2 separate regions of the Homo sapiens genome follow, and region 2 is linked to region 1. Evidence: chromatin contacts called from ENCODE Hi-C or POLR2A ChIA-PET data. All regions are on one chromosome and are shown on one strand. Each heading gives the region's core, a stretch centred on a gene start or an enhancer-like site at or near the end of the contact. The rest is flanking DNA. Distances are from core to core; before and after follow the strand shown. Region 1 holds the start of P4HA2-AS1 (P4HA2 antisense RNA 1). Region 2 holds the start of P4HA2 (prolyl 4-hydroxylase subunit alpha 2).

Evidence for each region. A loop is a pair of places that touch in the nucleus more often than their neighbours do. ChIA-PET counts read pairs that join two places held with the same protein, here RNA polymerase II (POLR2A). Pooled maps may share reads with other maps.
Region 2: a loop to region 1 is called in a map of mammary epithelial cell, with 4 times the contacts of the local background. The contact joins the promoter of P4HA2 here to the promoter of P4HA2-AS1 in region 1. A Hi-C loop is called at or near these places in 23 of 168 maps with a recorded cell type or tissue (Caco-2, K562, MCF 10A and 13 more) and 21 of 50 pooled maps. POLR2A ChIA-PET finds 5 or more read pairs at or near these places in 11 of 52 experiments (HCT116, HEK293, HepG2 and 7 more).

Annotation. Positions count from the first base shown.
Region 1 is chr5:132,181,982-132,188,121 of GRCh38, forward strand. P4HA2-AS1 (P4HA2 antisense RNA 1) reads left to right here and starts at 2,895. Exons shown (of 3, transcript NR_047470.1): 1 at 2,895-3,106; 2 at 5,314-5,392. RefSeq lists enhancers at 1-214, 2,557-3,058.
Region 2 is chr5:132,222,593-132,229,283 of GRCh38, forward strand. P4HA2 (prolyl 4-hydroxylase subunit alpha 2) reads right to left here and starts at 5,261. Exons shown (of 15, transcript NM_001017974.2): 1 at 5,198-5,261. RefSeq lists silencers at 4,978-5,237, 5,378-5,607.

The DNA.
Region 1 (6,140 bases), core at 1,645-4,144:
GTGATAAGTGCTCTAAAGAAAAATAAAACAGGGCTGGGCGTGGTAGCTCACGCCTGTAATCCCAGCACTTTGGGAGGCAGAGGCGGGAGGATAACTTGAGGTCAGGGATCGGAAAGCAGCCTGGCCAACATGGTGGAACGCTGTCTCTACTAAAAATACAAAAATTAGTCGGGCGTGGTGGTGCATACCTGTAATCCAAGCTACTCGGGAGGCTAAGGCAGGAGAATCGCTTGAACCCAGGGGACGAAGGTTGCAGTGAGCAGAGATCGCACCATTGCACTCCAGCCTGGGCTACAAAGCAAGACTCCATCTCAAAAAGAAAAAAAAAGAAAAAGAAAAAGAAAAAAGAAAGAAAACAGGCTAAGGAGGAAGAGAATGAGAACGCAAATCCTTCGTAGTAGTCATGAAGGCCTCTTGGAGTGGGCTGCAGTGAGCCGAGACTGCGCCCCTGCACTCCAGCCTGGGCAACAAAGCAAGACTGTCGAAAGAAAGGGAAGGAAGGGAGGGAGGGAGGGAGGGAGGAAGGGAGGAACCTCTTGGGAAGATTGCTTGAGGCCAGGAATTCCAGACTAGCCCGAGCAGCACAGCAGTGAAACAAGAAGAACTCTTTTGGATAAGGTAATCTTTGATCAGTCTTGAAAGGAATGAGGGTAGAAACTACTAGGTATTGGTACCTTCCAGGCAGAAGGACCAACAAGCACGAATGTACTGGGGCCGTCAGTGTGACTGAAGCAGAGGGAGCTGGGGAGAGGGTCATGGCAGTGGGGAATATGCTCGCTCCTCTGCCCTCGGATGGAGTGAGGCTGCTGTGTTCTTCTAGACCTGGTAAGGACTGGACATACCTACAGGCTGGACAGTGTGACACAGAAGCCATATGACTTCCCGTGTGTGCGCTTCAGTCATCCACATAACCAGCAATCAAACAGGCAAGACGGTGTTGGTGCAACAGTTACATTGTACTAAGAAGCAGGCAGCTTTTTCAACCATGTAAGATAATTATTTTTAGAATTACCAGATATTATACAAAATGCCCAGTTAAATTTCAGATAAGCAACAAACTTTTTAGTATGCATATATCCTATGCAAAAATTATGTGTTATTTATCTAAAGTTAAACTGGGTGTTACTTGTATTTTCATTTGCTGAATCTGGCAAATCTAATATTGGAGTCAAAATGCCAAGTTTGGAAACTTAAGAGCAGTGCTGTGCCAAACTATATTGAAGCCTGAGGCAAAATGAAAAACGTATGCTTCTTACGTACGTTTTCGTGTTTTTGTTAATTTTTACACATTAAATTGGTTGACAATATTGAAAGTTGGTATATTAAAACTCATATTAAGTTTAAATATTTTATACCAATGACTTTAATGGAAGTAAACTGATCAATAAAATTGTCAAAATCTACTCTTCTTAAGTGACGATCTTAAATAATGTTCTTTTTTTTAGACGGAGTCTCGCTCTGTCGCCCAGGCTGGAGTGCAGTGGCGCAATCTCGGCTCACTGCAAGCTCCACCTCCCGGGTTCACGCCATTCTCCTGCCTCAGCCTCCCAAGCAGCTGGGACTACAGGCGCCCGCCACTACGCCCGGCTAATTTTTTGTATTTTCAGTAGAGACGGGGTTTCACCGCGTTAGCCAGGATGGTCTCAATCTCCTGACCTCCTGATCCGCCCACCTCACCCTCCCAAAGTGCTGGGATTACAGGCGTGAGCCACCGCGCCTCTTAAATAATTCTTAATTAACTTCAGGATTTTGCAGGATACCATGGTGCATTGGTCTGTTCTTGCATTGCCATAAAGAAATACCTGAAAATGGGTAATTTATAAAGAAAAGAGGTTTATTGGCTCATGGTTCTACAGGCTGTACAGGAAGTGTAGTGGCTTCCATTTCTGGAGAGGCCTCAGGAAACTATGAATCATGGCTAAAGGCAAAGGGGAAGCAAGCACATCTTACATGGCTGGAGAAGGAGCAAGAGCAAGAGAACGAGACAGTGAGAGAGACAGAGAGAGAGAGAGAGAGGAGGTGCTACATTTTCTTTTTGAGACAGGTCTCTGTCACCCAGGCTGGTGTGCAGTGACACAGTCTTGGCTCACTGCAGCCTCCACTTCCCGGGCTCAGGCAATTCTCCAACCTCAGCCTCCTGAGTAGCTGGGACTACAGGAGTGAGCCACTATGCCCAGTTAATTTTTGTAGTTTTTGTAGGGATGAGGTTTCACCATATTGCCTAGGCTGGTCTTGAACTCCTGAGCTCAAAGCAATCCGCCCGCCTCAGCCTCCCAAAGTGTATACACACTTTTAAACAACCGGATCTCACAATAACTCACTATCAAGAGAACAGCACCAAGGGAATGGTGCTAAACCATTCATGAAGGACCGCCTCCATTATATGATCTAATCACCGACTACCAGGCCCATGACCAACACTGAAGATTACAATTTGACATGAGATTTGGTGGGGACACAGATCCAAACTATATCACACTGTGACTGGTATTGTTTTAAAAAAATTATCAGGACCATTTTGAAATTTGGGTAAGGCTGCCCGAAGAAAAATTTGCAAATCCGTTTTAGAGGATACAAACATCATGATTTTATATTACAAATGTGAACAAAAGTTCCCTGGAAGAAAGAGACTTTATTCCAGTGAATAGTTTGCAAACTAGGGAGTCCAACACAGCCTTCAATGTAAAAGGAAGGTGCGGTCCAAAGAACAAAGGAAGGGTTCTAGCTTTATAGCAAAAGTTCCTGCCCTGGTTCCCAATCAGGTGCACTGATACAAATGAGATGGAAACACAGTTCTGATTGGTTGATACAACTGAGCAGCAAGGGAGGTGGGCTCTGATTGGCTGGTTCAGGTGAGCTCTGAAAGTTCCAAAGTTAAAGAGGTGTGGGTTTTCAGGGAACTCAAAATAGGTGTGTGGCCTCTAGTCACCAAATGGCTTCTTGGCTCTGCTTTAAATTTAGGCCCACTCAGCCACTTAAGATCCATCTTGAAGGACTGGCTCTTTCAGGGTCACATTTGTTCATGCAAACTATTGATATTGCATGCTATTTACCACTATTTCAGATGAAATTGCCACAGGATATAAATCATTGGACTATTTAAGAGGTAAGTCAAGGCCATGGCTGCTTTTTGTTAATCAGATGTATTCGTAGAAAATTTCTCCAAGTAAAAATACAAAAATACTTCATTTGATTTTTCATATCTCCATCTCTAGGACATCTGTAATCTCTTTAATTTCTATTCGACGAACACTTTTCCCACAATAATTGATATACTCATTCAGTAATTTGTATATTTCTGATTTTTCTTTAAGTATATTTATATCTCTTTTAAAGTTTTACATTAACGAAACATAACTTTAAGTTACTTTCTCTCATTTGTTATAAGCAAACGAATAGGCCTTTTCTTAAGCATGCAGCTTTGTATATAGTCTTTTTTTTCATAAACCTTTTTCTACTATATTTAGTTCAAAATGCCATGCCACATAGACAAGTTACATGAAAATTTGTAATCTGTTCACACAAAGATGGTTCCTATTTCAGGATATTGTATTTTGTCATTTTATGTTCTTTTAATATTTGACAAACATCTTTGTGTAAAGTACCTTGATCATATTTGACTTTGATGCCTCTCAGGATTTGTTTTTAATGTAGTTTTTAGAACAAGCATAACATTCCACTGCTCAATGAATTCATAAAAGATTATGTATCATTTGTACACACTAAAAAGGTTATATTTTAATTCATAGAAGCAGCATTTTTGCACAGATTATGAACTTATTTGGCATAACCATTTTGGGGGAAAATAATGGCTTTTCCACCCTTATATACACACCTGCTGTATTTGTCCAATTATATCCATGGCCTCAAAGATATTTTATGTCAATATCTTTTTTCAATTTATTAATAATTTCATAAGAGCCTATATCTCTTTTCTCAAAATAAAAAACTTCTAGTGTTATGACATTATTCTTATGCAAACATACTTAATAATCAGATACATTTGTTCATGATGGGCTATATCTGATGTACAAAGAGTAAGGAAAAGTATTTTGCTTTAGTCTCAATAGTATATCAGATCTAACATGATTTCCTAGTAGTTTTATGTGTTCTCCCAAAATTCATATGCTAAAGTCCTAACCCAATATGTGACTGTATTTGGCAACAGGGCATTAAAGACATAATTAAAGTAAAATGAGTTCATATGTGCAGGCTTTAATCCGATATGACATAGACAACACATAGACCAAGAGGTGACATAGACAACACACAGACCAAGCCAGGCAGTGAGGCCTCAGAAGAAACACAACCTGTTGACACCTTGATCCTAGACTTCTAGCCTCTGGAACAGTAAGAAAACAAATTCCTTTTGTTTGATCCACCCAGTGTGTGGTATTTTGTTATTGTAGCCCTATCAAATTATATACATTATAAATTCATTTTGAATTCTATTAGACAAATAAGACACAAATTCCTTTTTATGATTAGCTACATCAACATTATAGTGACTAATTCAACGAAATTAAGAAACATAACATTTGTGTTTTTCACTTTTAGAAGCAACTTACTATGGCTACTAAAATAATGTCCAAAGCATAACTGACCGGCAGTTGGGAGACAAAAGGGTATATGATACTTAATTCTATGTGTCAACTTGGCTAGACAATAGTGATCATTTGTTTGGTAAAATTCTAGTTTAGATCTTCATCTCACCATCTTAGTTTTAACCAAACAAAAAAATTTATGTTGCCAGGCAAACAAGAGAGGACTATACAAAATATAACTATCAAAAAATGGCAAAGGCAGGGGGAGGTACCATGGGAGATAGTGAATATAAACTAAATGATCATCTCTCAAATTTCTGAAGTGGAAAAATCAAGGAACAGCATTTTATAAGCATTTAATAGGCAGAAAAATTTAAAATAATTTGAAAAGGTTCCTCTAGGAAGGGGGACTAGGAGTTGGCAGTAAGGTGGGACAGCAACTATTTAGGGTAATTTCCTTTGTCCCTTATTTTTTAAGCCACGTGCATGTATTTTAAACTAGGATAGCACAGTAAACAAATTCCTGCTCATACTTCAAGACCCAGCTCCAACGGTGCCTACTGTAGTGCCAACTTCTTGGTTAAAGTAGACCTTCACTCTACTGTGCTCCTCAAGCACATTCTCTGTTACCAGACTTCTCACATTTCACACACCTATTTATGAGTCCCTTCCATTGCTCAGAATTCTTTAAAGATAAAGACAGTCTTTATGTTTCCCCATCAAATCTTTAATAACTGTTAAATGCATGAAAATATAAATTTTGTTTTAGAGCAAAGGCTTTTGGAAGCTGCCACAGTTTCATTCCCAGGTCCTCCACTTACCAGCAATGAGACTTCATGTGACCTCAGGTATATTACCTAACCTTTCTGACGTTCTGCTTCTTATGTATTCGTTCTGAAGAGTTGCTGAATGCAGTAATAGACTGTAACATCCCTAGCACAGTACCAAATGCATAATGAAACGCTCAATAACTCTTTACTGCCCTAGTGAACATATTAATGCCAAGCTCAATTAATAAGGATTGCTGAAAGCAGTGCCCTGGCTCTAAGACAGAAGTTATCTCATGCTTGTTCCCAGGACCATGCTGGGATTGATAGGCAGACATCAACATATAATAAGATTCTTTAACGGCTGATTCCATGCTTAATGTCAGAAATGCTCAAGATGAGTGTGAAGCGTCTTGTTATACTAGGTAACAAAAGAAGATATGAAAGATAAGGTTTTCTGTATCAGTATAGGAAAAATGATTTTTTAAAAAATGAATAGGCCACTTCTACTTCCAAGATAGAGTAGCTTATGGTAGACCAATTTTCATTCCTAGAATAAAGCTGAATAAAATCTCTTAAAATTGTTGGAAGACATCAGTCAATTGCTGAAGCAAAAAGAGTTTGAGCATCAAGATCCTGAAGAAGGATAAATCTTGTGGGTGAGCCAAAAGTCTGTAGTCTCTTTTATCCTTAAACAATTTACTGGCCGGGCGTGGTGGCTCATGCCTATAATCCCAGCACTTTGGGAGGCCGAGGCGGACAGATCACGAGGTCAGGAGATTGAGACCATCCTGACTAACACAGTGAACCCCCATCTCTACTAAAAAAT
Region 2 (6,691 bases), core at 4,011-6,510, 43 kb after region 1:
CCAAAGGGTCCTTTTGAGTGTGTGACCAGGCCCTACTGCCCTCTCTAGCCTCATCTCACCATGCCAGGTTTCGTATCTTCAACAACTACTTTATGTGAAAAAATATTCTCCTTCACGAAGAACCTAATAAAGCCAAGATGTTTATCTGTATCTATCCACATACTTTCTCAGTCTGGTACATGAATAGTGGTTGACTTCCACTTCCCCACCTGGGTACCATCACCACCACAAAGTCTTGCTTCAGTAACTAGACAATGAAGTAGCAGAGAAGGCTGTTAAAACTGACATGCAAAAGCCAAGTTGGGTTTTCAGTCATAGTCTTGGCAGAGACTTGGCAGTCTGGATGAGACTAACCCACAAAAGGGAACTACACTTGAGGATAAAATCCATATACCACTATATTGGATGCATCTTACGTCCCACCTTGCAACCTCTTGGTCTCACCCATCTCCCAGGTCCCAGGGTATTTACTTTGCCTCAGCCCAGTGGAGGAGACTATCCAGGCCCACGCCAGAATCTCTGGCTCCTCTCACTATCTCCAGACTCTGTTGAAGTACCAGACTGGCCTCCCCAGTGGCTACCAAAGGGCCCTCATAGGGTAACCAAGTACATCTCTGTGCAGAGTAGCCAGCTTGCTAAAACACCACCTCCCATCCTCCTTTATACCTCACTTTTTTCTTTTGTTTTTTTGAGACAGTCTCGCTCTGTCGCCCAGGCTGGAGTGCAGTGGCACAATATTGGCTCAATGCAACCTCCACTTCCCAGGTTCAAGGGATTCTCCTGCCTCAGCCTCCTGAGTAGCTTGGACTACAGGTGTGTGCCACCATGCCCAGCTAATTTTTGTATTTTTAGTAGAGATGGGGTTTCACCATATTGGCCAGCTGGTCTTAAACTCCTGACCTCAGGCAATCCATCCATCTCGACCTCCCAAAGTGCTGGGATTATAGGCATGAGCCATCGCACAGGCCTGCACCTCACTTTTGTTTTCCCTCACCCTGGCTGCCCTGCAATTACACCTTCCAATAAAGCATTAAGTACTTAAGCTCTGTCTCAGGCTGTTTCCTGGGAACATAGTCTGAGATAAGCACTATTTGTTTCCAAAAATCTTTCATTTCTACTATCTAATTCTCACCCAAACCTTCTAAGCTAGATAACTACCTCCATTTCAGATATAAGATAGATACAAATGACAAACAGCTGAGGCTGAGAGAAGGTTTCCTACATATCTGACATCTGACAGCAAATCAATGACAGAACCAAGAGTCAAACCCAAAACACACTCTGCTAGATATTGCAGCTATCCAGTCCTACTCAATAATCTGTTACCTTAAAGTGCAATGGACTCCCAAACAGGGAAGCCACACTTTGCCCAGGAAGAACATGCCTGCCCAGGTTAAGGACTTTATCATGGGTTACACCAAAGGTTCATAAAGCAGGTCCATGACACGCCTGGCTGGATCTCACCAGAGGGAGGAACGCAACATGGACCCAGAAAACAGCAACATGGTCCCTTAAGTTCAGATGGGCAGTCACTCCTACCTTAGACATGACAGCACTCACAAATAACCAGCCAGTCCAGCTCAGGGCAAGGCAGTACAGTCAAATGGACAGGCACACCTGCCCTAGGGTCAGACATACTAAGAGTTAAACCCCAATTCTATACCACTTCCCGGCTTTGTGACCTTGGACAAGTTATAGGATTCCTCAGTTTCCCCATGTATATAATAGAGACAATACTAGGACCTATATCTCATAGGGCTGTTGGAGGACTGAATGTGATGACAGATGTTGGCAGGTAGCCCTGCACTAGGCATAATTTATGTCAATCATTAGTACCAAGGGCACCAGAGAAACATCAGTGGACCTGAGGCAGCCAGCTGCCCAGCCCAAGTCAGCTGATTCCTGGGTGAGAAAGAAGGTCCAGACTAGGGAACAGTGAAGATGCAAACAAGGCAGAAATTGGGCGATCTCCATGTTCCAGGAGCACCACAAGAAATGAAACATTTAATTCAGGAGAGACTGGAATCAGGTATAATGTAGTACATTGATCATCAGGGGATAACCCTGGAACTGGTCAATCACTGGCTCTAAAGCTCATCAAGCAATGTTCTCTAGCAAAAGGCGGGGGATTGGACCAATACTCTAGGAACTCATGTACTTATATGCCTCTGACCTGCTCATTCCAGGCTCCTACAAGTACCCAGGCCTGAGGATCTCCACTACACCCTGGCCCTCAGAGTGCCAGGTACAAAACAGGCCACACTCTAAGCAAGCACTTCCTGAAAGGTCCAGAGCAGATGCTGGCCTGTTACCAGGCTCAGATAGATTCCATCTGAGCTGGAGAGCACTCTACCCAAACACTTAATCCTCTGCCCTGCAATGACACCAGCTGAACAAGAACTCTCTTCTAGGGCTCCAGTAAATCATCCAGACTTTTCATTCTCCTCTGCTCTGAGGAAAAAAAAAAAAAAAAAAAACTGTCTTTCTATCTCTCATTCCATGTCCGTAACACAAAGCCCACAGACCACAGGACCTTCCAGCCCTCTTTGCTCTAGGACAGGCTGATGTCTTACCCTAAGGAACTTCAAATGTCCAAATTGCTAGATGTGAGCAACTTTCCCGAAGTTTAACTCTCACTCCAGCACTCTGCTGGGCTTGCATGTACTTGCATCACAGCTTTTCCTGCCAACTTCCATCTGCATAATAGTAAACTCTTGACAGACCCCAGGAGCCAGGGACACACCTCCTAGCCCTCTGCACACTATCAGCCAGCGTGGCCACACATCAGCCAAGGCCTTGCTTCCAGTCTCAGACCCTCCCAAGGATGTGGGAGGGCAGAGTGAAAAAGGGAGGCCTTCTTAGGAAATGAGGAGACCCTAGATTCCCTCAACCGACTCATTCCTCAGAGCTGCACCCACGTAGTCTCTTCCTTTGATGAGCACTCACAGCCGGGCTCCTCCCCTGGCACATGGCCAGCTGCCAATATGAAGCAGCAATCTCAGAGTACGAGCTACCCACAGGCAAGAATAGTGCCTCGGCCACCTCCTCTCTCTCGTCCCTCATTCTAGCCCCAGGCACGCTCCAGTCAGAAGCCAAACAGGCAGAAGGCACTCAAGGGATGAACTGAGATCAGCTGGGGCCAGTCTAAACCGGTGACTAAGTAAGCACTGTCTAGAGTACCCCAATGCAGAGCTTTCGACAGGATACAAGGGCCTATCACATGCCACAGACAATGCCTCAGCTAAGCTGTCACCAAGTCTGCCTGCTGAGCTCTCAGAGAACTAGGGTGATCCAGTATGACAGCATCTTTGGGATGAGGCCCCCAGCCAACTCACTCCATCCTTGCTACGTGGCTTCATTGGCTGGGCCACACAGTGGACACTCGGCTGTGTAAGAACAAGGAGGCCCTAAAAGAAAAGAATTCAAAGACCAAACATTCTGTGAGTGGGGAGAAGCAACCAGAGAGACTGGGCGCTGAGGCCCAGAACCACAGTGAGAGGCTGCACCTTGGACACCTCAGGGGCAGTTTAAGTACAAGCCAAAGGAAATCCTAGTTCATTTAACAGAGACTAAATTATGGAACCTAATGTCAGATGAGACACAGGCTGAGAACAAGCAGCAGACCCCAAAAACATCCTATAAATTCTTAGGTGGACAATGGATCTCCACAAAGTCTGGGACATTTAAGAATGCCCCAAGCTACAACGTAACGGACTCCAGCCCTTGCTCCTAGGACAGGATTTCCTACAAGAGGGCTGGGGCTGTGAGGCCCCAGGTAGTCTATTATCAAGAAGCACAAATCTCGGGTGTCACTCTACAGCAAAAGACAACAGTCACAGTCTTGGGAGGGATCCCAATGCTCTCCTGCACCATCTCTCTTTTTTATTTTTTTTTTAAGATGGAGTCTCGCTCTGTCTCCCAGGCTGGAGTGCAGTGGCACGATCTTGGCTCACTGCAACCTCTGCCTCCCAGGTTCAAGCGATTCTCCTGCCTTAGCCTCCCGAGTAGCTGGGACTACAGGCGCGCGCCACCATGCCCGGATAGTTTTTTGTATTCTCCTGCACCATCTTAAAGTCAAATAGAATACAAAGGCCAGGGACCCACCTGGGCTGTCCAGCAATACCTGAGGCAGGAAGTGCCCTGATCCAGGCTCCTGCTGCGAAGGTCAACTGGGCATCTTACACATGCAGGGCACAGTACCAGGCACGTTATCTCACTCCAGGGTCTTGTAGACAGCGTCCGTGGACAGCTATCCCCTACAGTGTTCCTTCCCCATCACCTTGCTTCCACTACAAGGCCATAAGGAATGGCATTGGCCAAGGTCTCTGCTCCCACTCACATAGGCTGTTCCTCTGTCCACGATGCCCTTTTGCCAGCCTTCCTCTGACCACTCCAGCTCATGGGTCACCTCCTCCGGGAAGTCCTCTGGCCGGAGGCAGTCAGTGCTCTACCAAGTACCCACTGCCCGCATTCCCTTCCAGCACAGCGCTCACCACACTGCTCTGGGCCAGGACCTTCCCGCTCTTCCAATCCGCCTGTCCCACTGGGTTAGCAACTGCTTGCGGTTTCTGGCACACAGAAGGGTCCCGTTTGTTGAATTAGTTAACGAATTATCACGGGTCTCCGCAGCTGCCAAGGAAAAACAACGCTGGTTCCACAAGGATGTCTGGGGGAGAAAAGACTTTCTGATCCAATGGCCCATCTAATGGGCTCCAAGCTGGACCCTGCCCGGACAAGACCTAGGACTCCCAGCCCTTGGGAGGGTGCAGAACGGGCTTAGCCAATATGAAGAGGCCCCTCAGGGCCAGGCGGACGCCGCGCCCCCGCTCCCAACAGCCGGCAGCCCGGGGTCAGGCCGCCACTTCCCGGGAGCCTGACAGGGAAGAGCGGCCAAGTTCCCAGCCCCGCCCGACAGCCGAGGGAACTGCACGAAGGGCGCCGCTGACCTCACCACCCTGAGCTCGGGAAGGCTTGCGGGCGGCGGCACAAGAACCCAGACGGGTGCAGAAACAGGGCGGAGGGTGCAGGGTGGCGGCCCGGACTGCGCTGCTGGCGGCTAGCGGCGCGACCCCCGGCCCCGGATCCGGCCCCGGCCCCTAACTCTCAGCCCCGCGCGGGCAGAACGCACCGCCTGGCGACCCCAGCCCGCGCCCCAGCGCTAAGGTTGATCTGGCGGCTGAGCGGGCGGGGCGCTCACCTGGACACTCGCAGCTCCCGGCGTTTCCAGAACCTCCCGCGGCGTCGCCCGGTCAGCTCGGCGCCTCCTCCCTTGGCGACTCCGCCTCGGGCCGCTGCCGGGGCTCCGCCCACTTGAGCCGCCGCCACGTCCCCACCTCACGCTCCACACGCCTGCCTGCGTCCTGGTCCCCAGCTCCGGTGGCTCCGCCGGGGTTCGCCGTCCTCTGCGACCCCTGGGAACGCCCAGGCTACCCGGCCTCGCGGGAGCCGGAGCCGGAGCCGGAGCCGGAGCTGGCCGCCCGCGCCCTTCATGCCGCCCGCAGCCCACCGCACGTACTCCGCGCCCGCCTGGCTTTGGCGCCCCCACCTGCGGGCCTTGGCCCGCCCTCCTGCCCAGCCCCTGGGCGTCTGGAGAGGTCGCCACGACCCGATCCCCTCGCCGGGGCTGTAGGGAGAGCGTCCCTGGAGGCTGACGGATTTCCCTGCCTGCGCTCATGCCCATTGCCTGGGGGGCCCTGCCGGGTACACGGGCCCCTTCTTCCCAGCACCACCACAAGGAGGCTGTTACGGGAGGCTGGGGTCACCCCGGCTAGGAACTGGGTATCAGGAGAGGAGGCAGAACAGTGGAGAAGACCCTGAGGAAGACTAGGGACCTGGGGCCCACCCCCTGGAGACCGAGATTGGGAGGCCCATTCCCAGGGCCGAGCTCTCAGTGGGTTTCAGAGAGTCCCGGGCTCTGGTCCAGGCAGTCCTGGTGGCATGTGCAGGGGTGATGGATTGATGAGAAGGGGGCCCATCAAAGGCTGGGTGGGGGCGGAGGCGGGGGGGCGGTAACAACCTGGGGCACACTGGGTTGCCCAAACCCTTCTTTATGCCATGGGCCAAAAAGAGTGGACACCTGGTTCAGCCAATCCAGTCTGGAAGGGAATAAGGACAGAGATGCAGCAAACCTCAGCCTGAGCGGGAGGAGGCCCTGGCGGCCAGGCAGGTTCCCACGCCTGCTCTGTGAACCTTCCTCTCATGAATGAGGGGAAGCACGGTCTGAGAATCTCATCAGGGAGCAAGCCCAGAGCGGGAGATGCCCAGCCTCCGCCCAGGCCCAGTGTGGATATTCCCTACGGCACACGGGCCAGGCAGGCGGCCCAGACCTGGGGAAAGCAGGAGCACGCACACGGAAATACACATAAAACATGGGTGAGCCATTGTTCCTGCCTGCGTCAGCCACCGGCTCGAGCCCGGCTAAAACTACACAAACCCTCCTGCATCTGCTACATCCACAGAAGCTTCCTTCCATCTCCTCCCCCTTCTCAGGAGTTTGCCCCATGGAACATCCCTTTTCTCTCCTGAAGGCTCAACTACCCGCTCTCAACTGGATCTTTCCCATTGGCCTGTAAATGTGTTCAAGCCTCTACTATGGGAACAAAACCCTCATTCGACCCCACTGAGTGTCTCTGTTCTCAACCGCAGCGGAATTTCTTGAAAGAGCTGTCTCCCCATCCTCACATCTCTCCCA